Regions from separate parts of the Homo sapiens genome. Here region 1 is linked to region 2. A link is a contact called in ENCODE Hi-C data. All regions are on one chromosome and are shown on one strand. The core of a region is the stretch at or near the end of the contact, and the rest is flanking DNA. Distances in the headings are between cores, read along the strand shown. Region 1 holds the start of TTC9C (tetratricopeptide repeat domain 9C). Region 2 holds the start of OSBP (oxysterol binding protein).

The links. A loop is a pair of places that touch in the nucleus more often than their neighbours do. Pooled maps may share reads with other maps.
Region 1: a loop to region 2 is called in a map of naive thymus-derived CD4-positive, alpha-beta T cell, with 26 times the contacts of the local background. The contact joins the promoter of TTC9C here to the promoter of OSBP in region 2. A Hi-C loop is called at or near these places in 1 of 168 maps with a recorded cell type or tissue (naive thymus-derived CD4-positive, alpha-beta T cell), 1 of 37 single-sample maps with no recorded cell type and 2 of 50 pooled maps.

What each region holds. Positions count from the first base shown.
Region 1 is chr11:62,727,236-62,734,013 of GRCh38, reverse strand. It overlaps TTC9C (tetratricopeptide repeat domain 9C), which reads right to left and starts at 5,528. Exons shown (of 3, transcript NM_173810.4): 1 at 4,928-5,528. The coding sequence starts at 5,165. HNRNPUL2 (heterogeneous nuclear ribonucleoprotein U like 2) reads left to right here and starts at 6,557. Exons shown (of 14, transcript NM_001079559.3): 1 at 6,557-6,778. It overlaps HNRNPUL2-BSCL2 (HNRNPUL2-BSCL2 readthrough (NMD candidate)), which reads left to right and starts at 6,630. Exons shown (of 24, transcript NR_037946.1): 1 at 6,630-6,778. RefSeq lists enhancers at 5,147-5,256, 5,647-5,846, 6,097-6,146 and silencers at 6,407-6,566, 6,737-6,778.
Region 2 is chr11:59,613,148-59,619,544 of GRCh38, reverse strand. OSBP (oxysterol binding protein) reads left to right here and starts at 3,771. Exons shown (of 14, transcript NM_002556.3): 1 at 3,771-4,242. The coding sequence starts at 3,881. It overlaps LOC101927226 (a long non-coding RNA gene), which reads right to left and starts at 3,591. Exons shown (of 3, transcript XR_001748237.2): 1 at 3,370-3,591. RefSeq lists an enhancer at 3,309-3,398 and silencers at 3,599-3,898, 3,919-4,138.

The DNA.
Region 1 (6,778 bases), core at 4,279-6,778, 3.1 Mb before region 2:
TCATTATTATTATTATTTTTTGAGATGGAGGTCTCGCTCTGTCGTGCAGGCTGGAGTGCAGTAGCGTGATCTTGGCTCATCGCAACCTCTGCCTCCCAGGTTCAAGTGATTCTTCTGCCTCAGCCTCCTGAGTAACTGGGATTATAGGCGCTCACCACCATGCCTGGCTAATTTTTGTATTTTTAGTACAGACGGGGTTTCACCATGTTGGTCAAGCTGGTCTCGAACTCCTGACCTTGTGATCCACCTGCCTCTGCCTCCCAAAGTGCTGGGATTACAGGCGTGAGTCACTGTGCCCGGCCCCATTAATTTTTTATATAAAATTAGATATGCAGTGAGCCGAGATTGTACCACTGCACTCCAGCCTGGGTTATGGAGCAAGACTCCATCTTAAAAAAAAAAAATTAGATAAATTACAATTTTTTAAAAAACAAACTAACCTTCATTGTATCTCTTCTACCTGAGGCTCTATGTCCTGAATCCCCCATTTCACCACAGTTCTTGTACTGCAGCTTTGTTAATAATGGTTGCCATTAATTGTCAGGAAATGGCAAGCGCTGTGCTATGTGCTTGATATACACTGTCTTGTTTAATCTTCGCATCTACACTATTAAATAGGTGTTACTATCTTCATTTAGTGGATGAAGAAATCAAGACTCAGACAAATAACTTGTCTAAGATCTTACAGGTTCTAGGTGGAATATGAAATTTGAATGAAGTGTTGTCTAACTCCAAAATCATCATTCTCAGTAACAATACAGCATATAACTTCACTATTCTCTTGGATGACTTAATGGGACCTTGAAATACAAACCTGCAGAGGAGTCAATTCAGGCAATTCAGGTCAATGTTCTGCCTTTTTATGATTAAGAAGGGAAACACTCCCTATTTCACAACTGTGGGAATTAAACATAGTATTATTAAATCATGGTGCTGAGAAAGATCAAGAATCAGCAGTGATGAGCACATTAAAGGGCCTGTGCTGATGTCTGTATCCCTTCTACAACATCCCCACCAAGTGGTCAAAAAAAAAAAAAAAAAGTGGAGGAATACAGAAGAAACAAGTAAATGAATTTTTTGTTTGTTTGTTTTTAGACAGAGTCTCCCTCTGTTGCCCAGGCTGGAGTGCACTGGTACGATCTTGGCTGACTGCAACCTCCACATCCCAGGTTCAAGCGATTCTCTTGCCTCAGCTTCCCAAGTAGCTGGGACTACAGGCACCTGCCACCACACCCAGCTAATTTTTAAAATATTTTTAATAGAGATGGAGTTTCACCATATCAGCCAGGATGGTCTCCATCTCCTGACCTCGTGATCTGCCTGTCATGGGCTCCCAAAGGGCTGGGATTACAGGCGTGAGCCACCGCACCTGGCCCAAGTAAATTAATTTTTTTTTTTTTTGAGACGGAGTTTTGCTCTTGTTGCCCAGGCTGGAGTGTGCAATGGCGCGATCTTGGTTCACCACAACCTCCGCCTCCCAGGTTCAAGCAATTCTCCTGCCTCAGCCTCCCTAGTAGATGCGATTACAGGCATGCACCACCACGCCTGGCTAATTTTTTTGTATTTTTAGTGCAGATGGGTTTCTCCATGTTGGTCAGGCTGGTCTTGAACTCCTGACCTCAGGTGATCCGCCCACCTCGGCCTCCCAAAGTGCTGGGATTACAGACATGAGCCACCATGCCCGGCCCAAGTAAATTAATTTTTAAAAGTGCTTTAAGAGGCTGGACGCAGTGGCTCACGCCTGTAATGCCAGCACTTTGGGAGGCTGAGGCAGGCAGATCATGAGGTCAGGAGATCGAGACCATCCTGGCTAACACGGTAAAACCCCGTCTCTACTAAAAATACAAAAAATTAGCCAGGCGTGGTGGCGGGCGCCTGTAGTCCCAGCTACTCGGGAGACTGAGGCAGGGGAATGGTGTGAACCCAGGAGGCAGAGCTTGCAGTGAGCCAGAATTGCGCCACTGACGCCAGCCTGGGCGACAGAGTGAGACTTGGTCTCAAAAAAAAAAAAAAAAAAAAAAAAAGTGCTGACCAGGCGCGGTGGCTCACACCTGTAATCCCAGCACTTTGGGAGGCCAAGGCGGGAGGATCACTAGGTCAGGAGATGGAGACCATCCTGGCTAACAAGGTGAGACCCCGTCTCTACTAAAAATACAAAAAAAAAATTAGCTGGGCGTGGTGGTGGGCGCCTGTAGTCCCAGCTATTCGGGAGGTTGGGGCAGAACGGCATGAACCTGGGAGGCAGAGCTTGCGGTGAGATCACGCCACTGCACTCCAGCCTGGGCGACAGAGCAAGACTCTGTCTCAAAAAAAAAAAAAGTGCTTTAAGAAAAATAAAACTATGTCGGGACAGAGAATGAATGAAGTCAGAGTGCTGTTTGCTTCTGGAAGGCTTTTTGGTGGGAGGAATCGGGGGACAGAGTCTTACTTGCTCTGTCACCCAGGCTGGAGGGCAGTGGCCCAATCTTGGCTCACTGCAGCCCCGGCCTCCCATGCTCAAGACATTGGCCCACCTCAGTTTCCAGAATAGCTGGGACTACCGGCAAGCACAACCATGCCTGGCTAATTTTTGTATTTTTTGTAGAGACCGGGTTGCGCCACATTTCCCAGGCTGGTCTTGAACTCCTCGGCCTACCAAGGTGTTGGGATTACAGTTGTGAGCCACTGCACCAGCTACAGAAGGCTTCTCTAAGGAAGCAACTTTTGAGTCCAAATCTGGATAAGTGTCATTCAAGGGACAGGGCATTCTAGCTGGAAAGACAGCCTACAAAAGTGTGAAGGTGGAAATGTACTTTGGACATTAAGTGTATAAAAGGGCCAGTTTGGGAAGGGCATGGTGGCTCACACCCATAATCCCAGCACTTTGGGAGGCCGAGGTGGGTGGCTCACCTGAGGTCAGGAGCTCGAGACCAGCCTGGCCAACATGGCAAAACCCCGTCTCTACTAAAAATACCAAAATTAGCCAGGCATGGTGGCAGGTGCCTGTGATCCCAGCTACTTGGAAGGCTGAGGCAGGAGAATCGCTTGAACCTGGAAGGCAAAGGTTGCAGTGAGCTGAGATCACGCCACTGCACTCCAGCCTGAGCAACAGAGTGAGACACCGTCTCAAAAAAAAAAATAAATAAATAAAATAAAAAATAAGGCCAGGCGTGGTGGCTCAAGCCTGTAATCCCAGCACTTTGGGAGGCCGAGGTGGGCGGATCACCTGAGGCTGGGAGTTTGAGACCAGTCTGACCAACATGAAGAAATCCCATCTCTACTAAAAATACAAAATTAGCAGGGCATGGTGCCACATGCCTCTAATCCCAGCTACTTGGGAGGCTGAGGAAGGAGAATTGCTTGAACCCGGGAGGCGGAGGTTGCAGTGAGCCAAGATCGTGCCATTGCACTCCAGCCTGGGCAACAAGAGCAAAATTCAGTCTCAAAAAAAATAAAAGAGCTAGTTGGTGCTGGGGCCTCGAGGTGAGTTTGGATTTTCTTCTAAGTGTGATGAGATGCCAATGGGGTGTTTCAGGCAGTGACAGGATCTGATTTCCTTATCTGTAAAATGGTGATAATCCTTGCAGTTTTGTGAAGATGGCAGATATCTGTAAATGACTGCCCAACATGTTATAGGCACTCAATAAATAAAAATTACTGGGCCGGGTGCAGTGGCTCATGCCTGTAATCCCAGCACTTTGCGAGGCCGAGGCGGGCGAATCACCTGAGGTCAGGAATCCAGACTAGCCTGGCTAACATGGTGAAACCCCGTTTCTACTAAAAATACAAAAAATTAGCCAGGCGTGGTGGCACGCGCCTGTATCCCAGCTATTCCAGAGGCTCAGGCAGGAGAATCGCCTGAACCCGGGAGGAGGAGGTTGCAGTGAGCCGAGATCGTGCCATTGCACCCCAGCTTGGGCAACAAGAGCGAAGCTCTTCTCAAAAAAAGAAAAAGGAAAAGAAAAATGAGGAAAAGCTATACGACCCACTGAATATAAGGGATCTAAACTAGCAGCTAAAGAAATGAACGTGTTTCACAAATATTAAATGTCCCTTAAATAAACAATGGCCTGACCTTAAGTATAGTTTTTCCCTATAGCATGCAAAATTACCTAAAGCTATCAACAATACCCAGAAGGCTGTTAGAAATGCAAACTGGGGCTGGGTGCGGTGGCTCACGCATGTAATCCCAGCACCTTGGAAGGTAGAGGCGCGTGGATTACCTGAGGTCAGTAGTTCAAGACCAGCCTGACCAATATTATGAAACCCCGTCTCTACTAAAAATACAAAAATTAGCTGGGCATGGTGGCGCATGCCTGTAATCCCAGCTACTCAGGAAGCTGAGGCAGGAGAATCGCTTGAACTCGGGAGGCAGAGGTTGCGGTGAGCCGAAATCACGCCACTGCACTCCAACCTGGGCAACAAGAGCGAAACTCCGTCTCAAAAAAAAAAAAAAAAAAAAAAATTAGCTGGGCGTGGTGGCTGGCGGGCGCCTGTAATCCCGGCTACTGGGCAGGCTAAGACAGGAGAATTGCTTGAACCCGGGACGGGGAGGCTGCAGTGAGCCCAGACCGCGCCAGTGCACTCCAGCCTGGGAGACAGAGCGAGACTCCATCTCAAAAAAAAATAAAATAAAATAAAATAAAATAAAATAAAATAAAAAAATAAAGAAATGCAAACTGATAGGCCCCACGTCAGACCCATCCGAATCTCTGGGGATGGGGCCGAGGAGGTTGTGTTTTAACAGACTCTCCAGGTGAAGTCTGAGAAGCCCTGCTCTATGGCAACTTAATTACAGCCGCACAGATTGACAGGTTATTCCAATTCATGGCAGAATAAATGGATGACAGTAAAAAAAAAAAAAAGTCAGCGTTTTTTCCCCCAATGTTCACAGATGTTCATGTTCCTGTCTTAATGCTCTCTAGCCACCCTTTAGCCCCGTTCTTACCAGCTAGATTGTTATAGCAGTCTGTCTGGGTGGTATGCAATATGTTTTCTTGTTCAGGCGTGAGGGCCGGGCCCTGAGGTCCGAGATTAGGTAACGGAGAGGGCAGACTCGGATCCAGACCCCGCAGCTGAAGCAGAGCTCGATGGTACCTACTCACAGCATCTCGGTACTTCCCTTCCCGGTAGCGCTGGTTCCCTTCCTCCTTGTACAGCTGAGCCTCCTGCAGACGCTTCTCCATAACTGTCGCCCACGGTTCTTGCGGAACTGGGAAGTGAAGGAGCAAGTGAAGCTCTGGGGTTGGGAGCAAAATAACTGACAGTAGCAGCCAATTTAAGGAGGCAGGAAATTACCCTTCTTCCTGGAGAGTCCCCCCACAGGGACCTGCGGTTTGCTTGTTTCTACTGAAAGCCCCACCTCTCCTTTCTGCAGTCTTTTTCTCAAGAAGTGCAGGCAAGTAGTAAGGAAAGGGATGTGGGAATAATGAAGCCCAACATTAAGTGACTTCCTAAAGAGGCGATGTGGGGGTGGATGAGACTTTCCGAAGAACTCAAGCAAGGCCCTACTCAGGAATTGTTGCGGGCGTGAGAACGCCTGGGACACTGGCTTCCGCCTTTCTATTGGACCCGCCCCCCCCCGACCTGGAAGTAGAAGGGAGTGGGCGGGACTAGTGCTAAAACTCCAGAGGGCTTCAAGCAATTCTAACTCTTCTTCCTTATTCAACATTTATTTGTTGACGTCAATAAATAAACTGGGAAGCCGAGGTGAACCACCAGCGACACTGAGGTGTCCACATAAGCGTCACAGCTGCAAGCCCACCCGGCGCCGTGACCAGTTCCTCGCCCTCTGCAGATGCCCAAACCTGGAAGTCTCCTGGGCTTCGGTTTACCAGCAGGAGCAAGGAGAGGAAAGGGTCAGAGATGCGTACAGTTTGGTATCTTGAGGGTCGCGCGCATTGCGCCACACCACCCAATCAGAAGAGGCTCCGGAAAAATAATCCCGCAGAAACGACCCCGCCTCCTCAGCGGACCAACCTGGGAAAAAAAAAAAAAAAAAATTCCCCTGGCAGCTTCGCCAATTGGAAAAATCCGGACGATCACGGATGACCAATCGGAACGGCAAATGACGATTCAAGTTGTCCAATAAGAGAAAAAGGGCGGGTTCAAGGGCCTCTGTTGCTGGGTAGAAGTTGAGGCGTTGAGGAAAAAGGAGGGCCCGGATTACAGTATTTCTTCGTTCTGGGGAGCCCTTTTGCTTCCTAGCCAGAAAAACAATTGCTACTAGGCTTACATGTTGCAACACATTCTCTAATGACTTTTTTTTTGTCGTTACTGCTGCAAGCACAGACAGTAGGGAAAAGAGGCTAGCGACCCCTAAAACGCCACAGCAAATGGAAGTCAGACGGAAGTAAGGGTGGTGGGAGGGGCATGGCATCGGGGAGCTCCGGGCGGCTGCGCAGAACTCCCCGGCTGGAAGTACTGAAAGACCGGCGCGCACACGCTTCCGTGCTACGAGGCACTTGAGCTGCAGCCAGCCTTGCCCGTCTTGGACTCCACTGCGGCTGCGCGATAAAAGCACCGGCGGCGATTGGCCCGGGGGCGCCAGAGGGCGGGAGGAAGCGGGAGGAACTCCGTCGTCCTCCGCGCGCGCCTGCCCGCGGCTGGGGAACCAAGGGCCTGGAGGGGAAACAGCTCCCTGCTGCGTTGTTTTGGGCTCCGTGAGCCGAAAGGGGGAGGGGAGACGAAGGAGAAGCAAACACTGCGCAGCGGGACCGTGCGCGGCCTCCGCTCCTGCGTGCGTGCGCTCGCTCGCGCGGGCTCAGTGCTGGCGCGTGAGGCGGAGGCGGGCGGCGGC
Region 2 (6,397 bases), core at 2,522-5,021:
TTAATGGAGGGAAAGCATACACAAAGGCATCAGTTTGAGAAAGTGTAGGGTGAATGTGGAAAAAAATGTGTGGATCAATTTAATTGGAACACAGAGTACACCAATACAAAAGAGAGAGGCCAGGTGTGAGCCTATATACTTACCACATAGATTTAACAATTAACATTTTGCCATATTTGCTTGATAGGTAGGTAGGGAGGGAGACAGACAGACAGATAGATGTGTGTGTATGCATTTCAAAGCCACCACTTGGTGGCTCACATCTGTCATCCCAGCACTTTGGGAGGCCAAGGCAGGCAGATCACCTGAGGTCAGGAGTTTGAGACCAGCCTGGCCAACATGGTGAAACCCTGTCTCTACTAAAAATATAAAAATTAGCTGGGTGTGGTGGTGCATGCCTGTAATCCCAGCTACTCCAGAGGCTGACACAGGACAATCACTTGAGATTGTGCCACTGTACTCCAGCCTAGGTGAGTGAGATTCTGTCTTAAAAAAAAAAAAGGACTGGAAAGGAGAGGTGACATCAGATTGTCATGGGTCTCATTTGCCAGGCCAAGAATTCTGTTCTGTATTCCGGAGGCAGTGTTAGGTAACAACAGTAGGTCAAACTAGCCTCTCAAAACCTTTTTTAAAATTATTATTCCAAATATACAATAAAAGTAGAAATAATAGTACAGTAAACACCTATATACTTACCACATAGATTTAACAATTAAGATTTTGCCATATTTGCTTGATAGGTAGGTAGGTAGGGAGGTAGACAGACAGACAGATGTGTATGTATGCATTTCAAAGTATTTATCTTTCCTTGGCTCTGTGTGTGTGTGTGTGTGTGTGTGTGTGTGTGTGTGTGTGTGAGAGAGAGATAGGGCCTCACTCTGTCAGGCTGGAGTGCAGTGGCACAATCACAGCTCACTGTAGCCTCGACCTCCTGGGCTCAATCAGTCCTCCCACCTCAGTCTCCCAAGTAGCTGGAACTACAGGCACAGGCCTCCATGCCCAGCTAATTTTTTTGTTTTGTTTTGTTTTGCTTTTGTTTTTAGTAGAGACAGGTTTATTTATGTTGCCCAGACTGGTCTCTTATCTTTCTTTTTTGCTGAACCATTTCAAAGAGAGTTACGGATATCATAACTCTTCACTCCTACGTTTCTCCAAGTTGTAAAGATGTTTTCCCCCATGTCCAGCATACCATTATTACAATGAACAAATGTAATAACTAACAACATCTGATACCAGTCCATTTTCAAATTTCCCCAATTGTCTCAAAAATGTCTAAAAGCCTGCTTTTTCAGAACCAGAATCCAATTAAGCATTTGATTGTATCTCTTTAAGTTTTTTTTCAAATTTAGAACAATCACCCCTGACCATTTTTATGACATTGATTTTCCTTGATCTTTATGTCTTATCTTCTATAAAATAGTTGTCTTATAGAATGCTTCACGTTCTTGATTTATCTGATTATCTCCTTGGGGTTATGGTTCAACTGGTTCCTCCAGCCCAGTAAACTGGAGTTTAGATCCAAAGCCTTGATTAGATTAACTTTCAGTATTTTGGCAAGAAAACACCATTAAGTGATGCTGTATACTTTATGCTGCAGCACACTGGGAACTTCATAAAAATGTTGGTTGTCCAAGGGTTACTGATACACATTGGATAACTGGGTTAAGGTGGGGACTGCCAGATCTCCCCATTGTAAAAGTATGTTTCTCCTTTGTGATGGCAAGTAACCTGTGAGATGTGTTTGGCAACACAACTCACATGTTTGTAGCTATCTACAGTTTATCAAACACATTCAAACGCACTTAATCACAACAGCATCCCTGTGAGGTTTTATTCCTGTTTAACATAAGTGAAAACTGAGACTTGGAGTGCTTAAATAATTTTCTCAAAGTAATAGACCCAGTAAGTAGCAAAAGCAGGACTCAAGCCTAAATGGATTAACTCTAGCTCAGTTAAAAAAAAAATTAATCCCAAATAGCCTACATCTAATAGCAGATTTTATTTTGCTCTACACATTCAGAGAAATTCACTAGTAATGAGCTATACAAATGATCCCTGATAGTAAAAATTGCAGATTTTTAAAGAGTATTCTCTCTCCAGAATTCAATAAATACTTCGCTTCTTTTGAAACGATTTTCTTAAAAAGGATACTTTAATTTATTGACACTGGGAAGCACATTGGCAAAGAAAGTCAATTTCTTTTACAGTATCTAATAGCTATTTCTATTGCCTGTTCAAACTAGCAAAATGTAACAGATGCTAGATTCCCTAAAGTACGGCGCTTTAGGTTACATTTGCAACAATAGCTTACATCTAAATGTTACATTAGTTACTGAATTTGTAATCTTCACAAATGTGTGAATAGTCAGTTGATCAAAAATAACGATTTCCTGCTACAAGAGAACGCATAGCAGAAAATGTTCCCAACACAAAGATAATGTTTGAGATGATGGATATCCCAATTACACTGATTTGATAATTATACATTGAATACATGTATCACAATATCAGATGTATCCCTGAAAATATGTACAACTATATCAGTTTAAAGATATAAAAAAAATTTTCTGTCCAAAGTTAAATATGTACAACTACGATATATCAGTTTAAAGATACAAAAAATAATAATTTTCTGTTCAAAGTTAAGCATATACATGGCACCTATGATGCTAAAACCAAGGGCCTTTAGGTCTGGAAGAGACACATAAAGTCAGGTCCTCGCGAATCTACTTCTGAAGGGGACAGAATCGGTATAGGCATATGACAGTCTAGAATCAAGACACAAGGGGTGTGGAGCGATAAAGAGCAAACAGGGAAGGGAACTAGGGGGACCATGGATCCAGGAAGGGGCTGGAAAAGCTACTTCTGGGCACCCCTGGAATCTGGGTATCCAGCTTCGAGTTAGAAGGGGGTCCTTCAAGAGAGCCTCAGGCGGGGGCTGACTGCCGAGAGTTACTCTGTCCTCCAGGTTCTTCCTAACAAGAAGCTACGAAGTTCTTATTCAGAAAAACGGAACACGACATCACACCCACGTGAAAAAAACGCTTTTAAGAGGCCAAGTCACTTTCACCTCCCACCAACTTGCCAAAGGCTGAAAGCAGGCGGACACGCCCCCAAGCGCTCTTCTCCGATTTCATTGGTTGCCCCGGCCTGCTCCTCATTAGGTCTCTCTCACTGGTCAGCAATGCCGCTTTCACAGCCAATTCTCAGAACCAATCATCTCCAACTATTGCCCCGCCTCTCCACCACGTGAGTGGCATAGGTGCCAACCAATAAAAAAAGAAAATAAGGATGTAAAGACGAGACTCCTTCCCTTTTTCCTCAACTCGTTCAGTAAATGGTAGAAAAGGTGGAGCAGCTGATACCAACCACCAATCCATGAGGGCGGAAAAGGATGATGAGAAGAGCGATGGGAGGGGGTGACGTGGCAGTGACAGGCGCATAAACTGAAATGAATGGCGGAAACAGCAGCCAATCGGCGATCAGATTGGCCGGGCATTCCGCATTCTCCCGTCCTCCCTGAGCGCTGGAAACTTCAGGAAAGCACCAATGAGCTTCCCCAAAAGTCTGATTGGCCTTTATCTGAACCAATCAAAGGTGGGTCTGGCGGACGCGTCCCACCCCAGGCTCTCACTGGGCGCTGTAGAATGACAGGCCCGAGAGAAATGCCAATATCCGCGGGGTCTTCCTCAAGTGACACTCAGCGGCACCAATCGACGTCCTTCTTCCCGGCGGCCGAGCCCTCCTCCCCGCGGCTGGCCGGGCGGGGCGGGGACGCTGCGCGGCGGTGGCTGATGCGGTAGCCGTGTGGGGCGCTCCGGGCGGCGACGGCGGCTCTCGTAGGCGGTTCCGGTCTTGTATCTCCAGGCGGCGGCGGCTCATGGCGGCGACGGAGCTGAGAGGAGTGGTGGGGCCAGGCCCGGCAGCCATTGCAGCACTTGGCGGCGGCGGCGCCGGTCCCCCAGTGGTGGGAGGAGGCGGCGGCCGCGGAGATGCGGGGCCAGGCTCCGGGGCCGCGTCAGGGACGGTGGTCGCGGCGGCGGCGGGAGGCCCGGGCCCGGGGGCCGGGGGAGTGGCGGCGGCTGGCCCGGCCCCTGCGCCGCCGACTGGGGGCTCGGGCGGCTCGGGCGCTGGGGGTTCGGGCTCGGCTCGAGAGGGCTGGCTCTTCAAATGGACCAATTATATCAAAGGCTACCAGCGGCGATGGTTCGTGCTGAGCAACGGGCTCCTGAGCTACTACAGGTAACTGCTTCCGGGGCGCTGTCGCTCACCTTGCCTCCCCCATATCTGCCAACAGTCCCAGCTCCGGCATTACCGCCAGCCGGCACCGCAGCCAGGGTTGCCCCAGGCCCCTTTTCGTCATCTGTGCGGATTGACAGCCCAGGGGTCGGAGCCCACTGTCACGAAAGTGAAAAGCCCCTGGACGTACACCTCCCCTCCCCTCGGGTTACCCACTCTTGGTGCCTTATCTTCCCTTCGCTCCCGGCCTTTCCAGTCATTAGTCGTTTGGAGAGCGTCTGTGCTTCCATTGTATTTCCACCAGCACATGGGTGCAATTATTAATTCTGCAAGCAAGGCACTGGTGTAGGTACTAAGGGAACACATGCAGCAGAACAAACCCGAGGCACTCCTCCCAAGGAACTTACAGTGGAAGTCCCAAGTTGTAGCTGTCAGTGCCCAGTCTCCAAAACTCAAGGTTATTCGTAGCTCTGGATGTACCCGTCCTTGCTCCCTTCACATTCAGACATAAGGGCATCACACACACAGGGTGGCTTCGGTATTCCGTCCCCTTTCTGCCTTATCTCTCCAAGACTTTGCATGTGCTTTGGCCTCTGGACAGCCCAGAATGGAGATGTGCACCCCAGTGCTGCTTTTATTTTTGCTTGCCCCACCTCCTCCCGTGGAAATGATTAAGTGTTTTATCTGGCATTTCTGTGATTTTTTGGTTAGTTAGGATTAACTTTTATTAAAAGAAGAATCCATGTCTTTGGTGTGATTACTTCTGTTCAACAAGGTTTATTTTGGACTGTTTAATATATATTTATGGTGACTCATAACCTGGCCATCACATGGCACGCTTTTGGGCTAAAAAGGATAGAGGAGTTAAGATAGGTGATTTGGGGACAGGGCGTAAACATTTCCTGAGGGCTGGACAATGTGTCTAGGTGTTTTATATACAGTATTTCATTATAGTATTTTGTTGACTCCCAACAACAACCCTAGGAGTTGGGAAATATTCCCATCTTACTGATGAGGAAAACAGACTTAGCATGGGCAACTTTCCCAAGGTTTTTGAGCAGCTGGGATTTGAAACTACTTCTGTTCACACTAATCTAACCTAAAACTCAGGTTAGTGTGAAATGAATCGGTCAGTTACAGAGATAATTGCTTATCAATAGCAAGTAATTTTATGGATCATGCTTACTATGTGTATTTTATGCAAAAAGTATAAAAGTCTCCTTTAAGGGATATTTTGCTTAATGACATTCCAATTGAAATATTTTTTTCCAGAGACCATCCTCTTTGAGACCCAAAACACTGATGTTGAAGAGCAGCTCACTCTATATTTCTTTTCCTTCACCAGGAATCATTCTGCTACCCAGAGAGTTAGGCTGAACAAGTCTCTTTTCCATCAACTCCACTGTATTGGCTCTTAGAGAATTTTGAGGAGAAATTGAAGGTGGGAGTTGGAGGTTGTTGGCAGGAACACATTTTTACCTGTCCTCTTACAGGGCAAAATGCCTTAGATAGCTCATCCTCACTGCTTAATCAACAGTTGTGAATAATTGTATATTTCATTTGCATTACTGTATTCAGAATTGATTTTAATTATGACCCTTTCGAACTACTTATCCAGGACCATCCATTTAAACTTAGATTACAAATCTAAAATTTTAATTTCCCCAGATTTTTCTCTCATTCAAGTTCATGTTTTCCTGTTATTATTGACCATCATTTTAATGTTTAATTGATTTATATCCTGACTTGTGTCGCAAGTCAATATTAATACTGTTTTTGCATTTTCAAAAATTGTATATCACCTCAGGGCCTTCGTATGTGGTCATTTCTCATCCAAGTTCTTACCGGATCCACTTTCCAGGCCAGTTGATTCTTTGATCAGTACTAGTGTTGATCAATAGTGATCTTAGACACTAATAACTTACATGTTGCTGTCTCTTTAAGTATTTGTTACCACTTTTAACTTCTCCCTTACAAGAGCTAGTGGTACCTGTCTGACTACATATAAAACTCCTTCCAAAACATACCAAACCACATATTGGGAAATATGCCATAGGCCTGCCCTAGTCAACTTAGGTGGTCCCACCCATAAACAAACCAGCGGGATCCAGAGTTATCAATCTGTGCACTACCCTCAAAATTGCACTGAAATACCTCC